Regions from separate parts of the Homo sapiens genome. Here region 1 is linked to region 2. The links are chromatin loops, found by intact Hi-C in ENCODE. Cell type or tissue: GM12878. All regions are shown on one strand. Each heading gives the region's core, and the rest is flanking DNA. Links, peaks and the distances in the headings are about the cores only. Region 1 overlaps FCHSD2 (FCH and double SH3 domains 2). Region 2 overlaps FCHSD2 (FCH and double SH3 domains 2).

Region 1 (5,386 bases), core at 137-5,136, 100 kb after region 2:
TGGGATTACAGGCACATGCCACCACACCCAGCTAATTTTGTATTTTTAGTAGAGACGGGGTTTCTCCATGTTGGTCAGGCTGGTCTTGAACTCCTGACCTCAGGTGATCCGCCTGCCTTGGCCTCCAAGGTGCTGGGATTATAGGCATGAGCCACCGCGCCCGGCCATAACTTACCCATTTTCTTAATGGAAATTTTAGTTGTTTATTGTTTTACTGTTACAAACAGTGCTGTTATCAACAGTCTTGTACATTCTCCCTGGCTCACTTGTGCTAGAGATTCTTAAGGGAATATACCTAGAAGTGGTATGCATTAGAAGCTGTACAAAAGAGTGCCAGCTTACAATCCTTTTATTGTACCTTTCAGCATTGTTTGCATATCATTTGAAGCTCGGGAAGCATTTGAGTTTGTACTAGGTGATAGGCACTTGGTGATACAGAGATGAATTGGATGTGATCCATACTGTCATTGAGCCAGAAACAAGGTTATTCTCTGGTGCCGCCCACAAGGGGCTTATGGAATATGGGGTAATAGATTCTTTCCCTGCTACATTGGTTATTTTATGATTGGTTCCCTGTGACTCAGAAAGATAAAATTAGGATGCTTCTTGTAAGTCTTTACCAAACTTCTAAAGTAATTATTTCGAAATATTTTTAGCAGTTGAACAACTTTTTAAAACAAACTCCTACATGGAATCTTTATATATAAAGCAGATAAAAGGGAAGTTATTTGGTTAAAGTTTGTGAGCCTGTTTCCTCTTTGTGTGTTTTCCCCACTCCCTATACCTGCCTGTGACATCCTCTACTTTCCCATGGTTCCTAAGGCATCAGGCTGAATACTAGGGCACCTTGAAATATAGTTTGGAAAGAAATGTTCTAAGACAGGATTTTCCAACTACCAAATTTCTTATAGAGGTCTAAGCTTTACCTAGATGATCTTAATTTTAGAGTTTTTTGAGGTAAACTCATAAAAATATAAATCAAAACATGGTAATCAGTTCACATCCTTCAGTGGACAGGTCTAACAGGTAATTGAATATTCTCATTTCAGAGTTTAATTTAATGTCTTGGGCTGGAGAATCAACAATAGATGAGGGGTACTGAAGCAGAGAATACATAAAACTATTAACGAGAGTATTGTATAGGGTGACAAGAGGCATAAGAAGAAAATTTTAAAGAGATTAACTCTTTTTAAATCAATTTTATTGAGGTACAATTAATATACAATAAGATGCATCTATTTTAAAATAGGGTTGGTTGAGTTTTGACAAATATGTATAACCATATTGTCACTATCATAATTGCAATCAATATCTAGAATATTTCTATCCTCCCAAACTTTTATCTCTCGTTCCTTTGCAGTTATATTTGATTTCCGTTGCTATGTAACAAATCACCACAAACTTAGACGTTTTAAACTACCTCCATTTATTATCTCACAGTTCTGTAGGTCAGAAGTCCAAGTAGGCTTAGCCAGGTTCTCTGCTTAGGGTTTCACAAGGCCAAAATCCAAATGTCACCTTGGCTGCATTCTTATCTGGAGATTCTGGGGAAGAATCTCCTTCCAGGGTCATTCAGGTTGTTGGCAAAACCCAGTTCCTTCTGGTTGTAGGACTTAACTCTGTTTTCTTGCTGGCTGTAGGCTGGGGTCATTCTCAGCTCCTAGAGGTGCTCTCAGGTCCTTTGTACATAATTCTCCATTACCAAGCCAGCAGTAGTGTGTCCAGTCCTGTTCATGTTTTGAATTTCTGACTTTTTTGCTACTAGCTAGAGAAAACTCTGCTTTTAAAGATTCATGTGATTAGGTAATCGCAGATAATCTCCCTTTTGCCATTTAACGTAGCATAATCACAAGAGTGATTATGTTCTACTGACACTCAAAGGAAAGGGGATTATACAAGGGCAAGGGTCACTGGGATCATTTTATAGTTCTGTCTACTTCAGCAGTCTTCACGTATTTTGTTAAATTTATTCCTAAGCATTTCATATTTCTCAATGTTACTGTAACATTTAGGTTTTAATTTTTCCTTTCAGTTCTTTTTATTAATATATAAACATATGATTGATTTTTATATTTTGACCTGTTCCAGTTACTTATAGTGTTACTCTGCATGACAAATGACTGTAAGGCTCAGTGGCTTAAAACAACAGCATTTAGTTTGCCTTCAAGTCTATACTTTGGGCAGGGGGGTCAGTAGGGATAACTTATCTCCGTACCACTCACATCAGCTAGAGAAACTCAAATGTGAAGGTTGAATTCTGAGGGCTTGCTATCTCACGTTTCTCATTAATGCTGCCTATTGACTCAGACCTTCCCGAGGCTGTCAGCTGGAGCTTCTGCACTTGGCTTCTTGGTATTGCCTTTCTCACAATGTTGTGGTTGGGTTCCAAAGGCAAATATGAGGGCAGTGGGGGTTAGGGGTATGTTTTGTCCCATTTTGTATACCTAACCCCAAAATTGGTGTTAAATGAGTGAGAAAGGAGAGGTTCAGCGGCCTTTCTTCATGGAAGTCTTTTCTTCATAGAAGAATTCGCATCTCACCAGGCTTTGTATGTGAGTGGGATGTCGGCAGGCTGTGGCAGCAGACAGTGGCATTTCACAGGGATGGACTTTTATGAAAAGGGGAGTGAAAGTAATGCACAGAAGAAACCAGTGGCTCCATTAATCTTGGAGAGAGCCATGAGAGTGCTAGCAATAGTTTTTAAGTGAGGTTGAAAAAAATTTGACCTTGAGGAAAGAATTCTAAAATGCCACTAAAGTAGCTTTGATTTTTTAAAACCAACCAGGTTAAAATGTGAACACATGATTATTTGTTATCTTAGTTTTAAATGCAGTTTTCTATAACACATGATATTTTTCCATTACCTTTTATTGTAGGGCTTTTAGATAAAAGACAATTTTCATACATTAGAATTGTAAGTATTTTTACTCACTGGATTGTAGACTGTTAGGTTTTGGTAGTGTTCTTAGATTCTGTAATATTTATTGTTGGTTAAAAACTTGAGGTGGTGAGCACTGTTAGCATTAATTTTGGGGTTAAGAAAGGAAGTGGTATATGTATTATCTGTTCAACATTCTTAGCCATTTGTGGCTTTAGTGAGTTTTCTTGCTTTATCAGTCATTTATCAAGTACCTCCCTCTAGTTTTCTTTTTCAAACCACTTTGAAACAGCAAGTTGGGTTCATTTTACTGGTATTCTGATGACTGTTGATTGTGGTTCTCAGGCTGATGTAATCATGTCACAAAATACAATAAAGATGATATTCCATCACTGAGGTGCTTAGTCACAGATTAAAATAGTCCCTGGCCACAGACAAGTCTTTTTCTGAGCCCAGTCCCCTATTCCTGTAATAATGAGGGTCAGGTCTCACTTGTGTGTATTTGGTCGTGTTGTACCTAGCATAACCAATGTGTGTGTTTAAACTTCATCCAATAAATCACTTAAGCCTAAGAATTTTGCTTCTTTATCACAAATAACATAGTGTGGAGTTTGCTGAACTCTATTTTCAGACATGGCTTTATAATTTCTGACTTAATTGCATGTTAAGCCATTTTATTTGTTTTCTTATTAAATTAACTAGTCAAAACATACCGTATTTCATTGATTCTAACATTTGGGCTTTTTTCTAGTCTTTTAATGTTTTTTATATCTTCGATGCTTCTTGTATTCTGTGGTGTCTTAAAGGAGGATAATTTTGCCTAAAGTTCCACTTTGTGCAAGGCACACAAAGAAGTAAGGAAATGGGACAAATACTCTCTACCCTCAAAAAATTAAGACAAAGATTCATCTTTTTGTCTCTGTCCCTCTCAGTGTTTTTCTCTTTCTTTCTCAGACACATACTCTAAAAAATTAACTGAGGTGGCAAAACCTAAATGCCAACTAGCTTTTCTGCACAGTTCTAATCCGATTTTTATTCCTGATATAAATAACTTAAAGCCAAATTAAATTAAATGAAACCATTCTAACATGATCCAAGAGGGAGAAAGTCTGTAGGTGAAGATAATAAACATTGGAATGCAGCTCCGTCTCTCATAAGGTTTTTGAAGGGAGTAGGTAGACTGTTAACACTGATTTTGACATGGCTACACTGGACAGTTCAAGTATTAACTTAGTGCTGACAATGAGGAGGAGACATCTGGAGTCTGAGAAGACCAGCCACCTAAGTGATACCCCAGGTATACTATTTTAAATTGATTTCAAAGAAAATCTATATGAAAGGTAGTAGCATATGTATATATGTGTGTATATCATTAAAACCATGTTTTTCATATAAGATGAATCACTGGACAAAGCCTTAATATTATTACCTATCAGTTTTGAAGGAAAGGATAACTGGGTTTTATTTTTGTTTTGTTTACCAATTTATAGAAATATCTTTTAATGTTACTATAATAAAACCATTAAAGCACCAAGGAGAAGTGTTGGTCAAAGGATGAACCTTGGGTACACAGAAGCACTGCTGGTCTCTGGAGTGAGGATGACTGGTCAGAGCATCCTGACTTCTGTAAGCAGGCCTTATGCTCATGGGGTATATAGTTTATAGCCTTTAACCCTGCCAAGAACAGAGAAAGTTTGCAGGGCTTCTGAAATTCCATGCCAGCACTATCATTTTGGAAATCAGAATAACCCCCCATTTATGGATATTGTAATTTATCATCTGTCAGCATAATTGGAAATATGTATTATTTGGCAAGAAGAGTTCCTCTTCAGGGCTCTCCATTAAGATACATGTGCCACAGTTATTCTGATCCTATGTATTGGAATCCCAGCCCTGGTTAGTCCTCATGGATTATCTTTCAATGAGACATCAAGACATAACTACAGGTAAGATAGCACATCTGAAAAATAGCCTCTGGAGAGGAGTAACCGTTTCTGAACAAAAGCTTAGGTCAACCTGAAGGTATTTTCTAGGAAACAGAATGATAAATTATAGTTTCAAATTAAAAGGCAAAGATCTATCAGTCTTAAGGACAGAGTACCAGTGTTATTTATCTGTAATTATTTTCATTTGTTCAGAAAGTAATTTTGGAGCATCTACATTGTACCCTACATAAAACCTTCAGTGGCTTCTTATCGCCCTTAGGATAAAATTGGAAAACCTCAAGATAATTCCAAAGGCCTTATATGCTCTGTTCTCTGCCCACTTCTTTTTTTTTTTTTTTGAGACAGAGTCTTGCTCTGTTGCCCAGGCTGGAGTGCAGTGGTGCGATCTCGGCTCACTGCAAGCTCCACCTCCCAGGTTCACGCCGTTCTCCTGCCTCAGCCTCCTGAGTAGCTGGGACTACAGGTGCCCGCCACCATACCCGGCTAATTTTTTGTATTGTTAGTAGAGATGGGGATTCACCGCGTTAGCCAGGATGGTCTCAATCTCCTGACCTCGTGATCC
Region 2 (5,386 bases), core at 334-5,333:
CTCAAGTGATCCGTCCTCCTTGGCCTCCCACCATGTTTAACTTTTTAACAAATGATCAAACTGTTTTCCAAATTGACTGTATCATTTTGCATTTCTGCTTTGCATTGTGTTTGCATTCTCGTTTTGCAATGCATGAAGGTTCTAGTTCTAGTAATGTCCTAGCAAATACCTGTCATTGTCTGTTGTTTCTGATAATAACAATTGTAGTGGCTATAATCAATCATTATGAATGGTGCCACTGTGAACATTCTTATATGTATCTTTTGGTGACTATATGAATGTGTTCTATTGGGTATTTACCTAAGGAATGGAATTGTTGTGTCATAGGTTATGTGTTGTTCAGCTTTAGGAAATATCATGAAATGGTTTTCTCAGGTGATTATTGCAATTTACAATCCTGTGAGCAGTGAATGAGAGTTGTTATTGCTTTAAATCCTCACCTATACTTGGTTTTGTCTGTGGTTTTCATTTTAGCCTTTCTGGTGAATATATGATGGTAAAGAATTGTGGGTTTGATTTGCACTTTCCTGATGATTAATGAATTAGAGGAACTTTTCATATCTTGATTGGGCATCTAAATATTTTGTGTTATTAAGTGCCTGTTAAAGTCTCTTGTTGGCTTTTCTCTTATTGATTTATGGTCTTTCTTTCCCTGCCTCCCTCCCTCCCCACTGTCTGTCCGTCCATCCTTGGGACAGGGTCTCACTCTGTCGCCTAGGCTGGAGTGCAGTGGCGTGATCCTAGTTCACTACAGCCTCGAACTCCTGAGCTCAAGTGATCCTCCTACCTCAGCCTCCCAAAGTGCTGGGATTACAGGCATGAGCCACTGTGCCTGGCCAGTTTTACTATCTCTTTATACGTTCCAAATTTGACTCCTTTGTCAGATGTATGTATTACAGATATCTCTGTAATCTCATGTGGAAATGTTTTGTTTGATAGCTTTTTATCTGTTAATGGTTTCTTTTGATGAAAACAAGTTTTTAATTTTAAGGAAATATATTTTTTTTCTTTTATATTCAGTGCTCTCTTTATGTCCTACTTAAGGGTATATTGCTATCCTAAAGTCCACCTTGAGGTGTGTTATGCAATGTTCTGGAATTTTTATTGTTTAATATTTCACATTTAGTTCTATGGTCTTTCTGAAGTAAATTTTCGTATGTGATATTGTATTGGGGTGAGGATTTCATTTTCTATGTGGATATTCAGTTGAAGCATATTTTATGCTTGCACATATGCTTGCACATATTTTATACTTGCACACATAAGTCCTTGCACATACAGAGTTTTATTCTATGATATTATGTAGTCTTGCAAGCATATTTTGTGCTTCCTCAACTGAAAATCCATATAGAAAAGTTTATTTTTCTATATGGATTGAAAAGTTTATTCCCCCTGACTGCACTCCAGCACTGTATTGAAGTGATATTTTGTGGCACATTAGTTAACTGTGTATGTAAGTCTGTTTCTGGACTTTTTATTCTAGTCAACTGACCTATCTTTGAAATATTTTTTTCCCGATATCACACTGTTTTAAGTACTTTGTCTTTATAACAATAAATCTTGATATCTGTTCGTTTAAGATCTTATACTATTATTGCCCTTTATATTTTCTTATAAATTTTAGAATCAGTTTGTTAATTTCTCCCATATGCTGCCTGATATTTTGATTGGACTTGGTTTGAATCTTTAAGTCAATTTAGGGGGAACTGATATCTTAACAAGTCTTCTAGGTACTGTGATTACAGCAATGCTCAAAAAAGAAAAAAAAATCCTTGCACATGTACAGTTTTTATTATTTGATTTTATGTGGTCTTCCAGTTAAATATATTAACTTCTTTCTCTTCAAAGCCACTTATATGGCATTATGGCCAACTGGAAAAGAATGACTTTTATAGAAAAAGAATAATTTTATAGAATTATTACGAGGAATGTATATTGTTATCCTCTGTGCAAAGGATTGATTGACTAAAAAGATTGAGCGTTTGTGAGGTTTACAGAGCATACAGGTGAGCCATCCTAAAAGAAAAATATTGTGAAGGAAATTAATTCAAGTGGGATTGATCGTATGACAGCAATTTGGAAAATTTTATCTCAAGCACATGCAAAGTAAACTTGTATTACCTCTTTAGGGCGATGTTAGAAGAAAGAAAGAAAATAATATTGCAAAACCTTGCTTATATAATTGGAGGAATTCAAGCAGTGAACTTTTTCAAGTTGCTTGGTAGTTTCAGTTTCCTACAAGAGTATTAATGTTTTATTTTTAAGTATGGTTTGTGAAGTTCACTTTGTAATTCTCCAGAAGTAACAGATGTATTGCATATCTGTTTCTACAAATGACAAATGTATCTGTGAAAACAGAAGTCATGTAAGAATAACTGAGCAACATTAAATATTAGGGAACAATCAAGTCTAGCTTCTGACTGCAATTAGCTAACCACTGAGGTGTTGGTAAAATCATTTGCAGTACTCAAACTGAAATTGCTACAGGCAAGTGCTGTGTATTAAAGTACTTCCTGTAGTCTTTGGCAGAATGCTGCTAGTGAAGGAAGGATACAGAAGGTTACTGTGGCTGGAGAGAAGGAGCAGGAAAACATTGTGGACTTTAAGGGCGGCTCCTTGCTTAAAGACAAACACAGAGTAAACACAGACATGTTGGCAAATACCCTGTGGTATTTATACTGTTGCACCTAAAATTTTTTGCTATTTTTACTCTTTTAAGAAATAAAATTATGAAGACTTGGGCATACTATACAAGAAGTTAGTGTTATGTGCATGTGGTGGGGGTTCTTTTTTGGTGAATTTCATCTGCATAGAAACTTAAAAATGTAGCTTAATTTAGCGGTGTGTGGTTACTTTTCTGTCTAATGCTATTAGAGATTAATGGTGAATATATTTGGAGCTTTTCTTTCTGCCAATCTTGTCCTATAGAACAAATAAGGAGACAGGATAACTATCACAATAGGACGTCCACCAGGGCAAAATTGAGTATTATTTTCTGTGTCCTGTTTTGTAAATTACTTTTTAAAATCTTACTGTTTATTTTTATTTCATTTTTCCTTATCTTATAACAGTGTTTAGAAATTCATATAGAAGGAAGAGCAGATGGAGTCCTCTCCTGAAATAGTTGGTACAGTTTGATTTTTAAGTTTTTAAAAACTTCATTAAAGGAAGTTTTAAAAAACTTCATTAAAAATTTAATTAAGTTTTTAAACTTCATTAAAGAAATGGTGGCTATAATTAAATGTTAGTACTCTTGGGGACATAGATTTGCTAGTAAGTTTCACTTTTTCATGGCTATTCGGTAGCACATCTCGTAAAGGTGTTGAGAGGAAATCATTGTTGATGCTGATCCCCATTATTTTCCTCCCCAAACCTTCTGTTTCTATTAATTAATTTAGTGGTTAGGCCAGGATAAAACAGAGTGGAGAGAGGGGAGAATTCATACTAGATCTGTGATTTTGAACCTTTTGTGTGTGAACATGCCCGTTTTTATTTTGGCTCCTTTTATACAGGACATAGTGGTCTGCGTATGTCTTCACTCATTTGTTGTTTACCTGGTCCCACTGGTTGAGTTTGAGTCCCCTGCCCTGACCGCTGATCAAAAAATAAGATTTTTTATAGGCACCTCTGTCTTAACCTCTCTATATCAGTTTATGCTGTGGACTCTTTCTCTGTATTTTGGGTTAAAGAACATATATTAAGATCATGTGTCAGGCACTGTTCTAAGCACTTTACATAGATTAACTCATTTATGTTTTCCCTATAACCTTTGAGGGATACAGTAGTTACTGTTATTCCCATTTTATAATTGTGGACACCAAGACAAGAAACCTGTGTTTCACTCTGTCCATTTCCCTCCCTTCAAATAATCTACTACTGGACACTTTTTTTTGTCTTTTTGTTGAGATGGAGTCTCATTCTGTCGCCAGGCTGGAGTGCAGTGACATGATCTCGGCTCACTGCAGCCTCTGCCTCTCAGGTTCAAGCGATTCTCCTGCCTCAGCCCCCCGAGTAGTTGGGACTACGGGCACACACCACCATGCCCAGCTAATTTTTTTTTTTTTTTTGTATTTTTAGTAGAAACAGGGTTTCACCATGTTGGCCAGGATGGTCTCAATCTCCTGACCTCGTGATCTGCCCGCCTCGACCTCTCAAGGTGCTGGGATTACAGGCGTGAGCCACTGCGCCCAGTCCTGGACACATTTTAAGAGAGACATTGGCAGTCTGAGGTGCATCCAAAAGATGACCAAAGTTGGTGGTGGGGTTGGAAATCATGCTTTTTGGGAAAATGGTCAAAGAAGCTGCATTATTTTCAACAGCCTCCATTATAGATTTCATGTGTATGCACGTGAATTGAATTTGACTAGTTTTTGTAACTCTGAAGTGCAAAACTAGGAAGAGGGAGTAGAGAGATCAGGATGACAGAAGGTATTAGCTAGTTAGAGCAGCTCCAGAATGGAAGAGACTGTGTCTTCCAAAAGTGTTCTTGTAAAATAATTGGTAGACCATCTTTTAGTAATATTGTAGGAGGCATTTATGGAAAACATTTTTCTCCTTAAAAGATTTTGTTTAATGTTTCCAATTGCTTGTGGAATTGGACAAATAAAACATGTGTAAAGGCCCTTCCCATCTGAAGGATGCCAGTTTGCAACTTCTGCTTTAATTGTTCTAGGTTTTACTTCTGAATCAAACTAAATTCTTAGTTTTCAGACCACATTATTTCACTTCCAGCAGACTGCTTTTACTGAGGTATGCTTAAACCTCACTTAACTAACCACTGAGGTGTTGGTTAGTTATTAAGTGAATGGTGACGCTCTAAGGTCACCATTCACTTAATAACTTGTTCAATTTCTTTTTTTTTTTTAATTTGACATTTAGGCCGGGTATGGTGGCTCACGCCTGTAATACCAGCACTTTGGGAGGCCAAGGTGGGCAGATCACTTGAGGCCAGGAGTTCGAGACCAGCCTGGCCAGCATGGTGAAACCCCATCTCTACTAAAAATACAAAAAAATTAGCCAGACATGGTGGCAGGCGCCTGTAATACCAGCTACTCAGGAGGCTGAGGCAGGAGAATCGCTTGAACCCGGGAGGTGGAGGTTGCAGTGAGCCAAGGTCGTGCCACTGCACTCCAGCCTGGGCGACAGAACGAGACTGTATCTCAAAAATAAAAATAAAAATAAAAAACCCTGACATTTATCAAGTATCTACTTTACGACTGGCGTGATGCTAGGTTCTAGGGATGTCAAGAGAAGGTTGGGATATATAGGCTGTTTAGTGCTGGAATGTTATCAGTAAAACAGAGTGGTATGAGATGAAGCTGAGGAGCAGACAGGGCCTATGCCATATAAGAGGCTTGTTAGAAATAGCCTTATGAAATAGACTACA

The links. Hi-C counts contacts between places; a loop is a spot of excess contacts. Peaks named below come from ENCODE experiments on the same cell type or tissue, not always from the same donor. Only the 100,000 strongest peaks of a DNase experiment are listed, where the experiment ranks them.
Region 1: a loop joins it to region 2, with 2.9 times the contacts of the local background. A loop is called at or near these places in 2 of 110 quality-filtered maps.

Annotation. Positions count from the first base shown.
Region 1 is chr11:72,967,867-72,973,252 of GRCh38, reverse strand. The region is part of intron 8 of FCHSD2 (FCH and double SH3 domains 2); the gene reads left to right. Among named protein-coding and RNA genes, the nearest start is that of ATG16L2, 160 kb to the right of the region's middle. In GM12878, for the core only: no CTCF peak of the experiment used is centred there; a DNase peak (open chromatin) is centred at 3,122; H3K4me3 peaks cover 739 bases; H3K27ac peaks cover 2,743 bases.
Region 2 is chr11:73,070,217-73,075,602 of GRCh38, reverse strand. The region is part of intron 3 of FCHSD2 (FCH and double SH3 domains 2); the gene reads left to right. Among named protein-coding and RNA genes, the nearest start is that of FCHSD2, 69 kb to the left of the region's middle. In GM12878, for the core only: no CTCF peak of the experiment used is centred there; DNase peaks (open chromatin) are centred at 2,412 and 4,737; H3K4me3 peaks cover 2,071 bases; H3K27ac peaks cover 3,118 bases.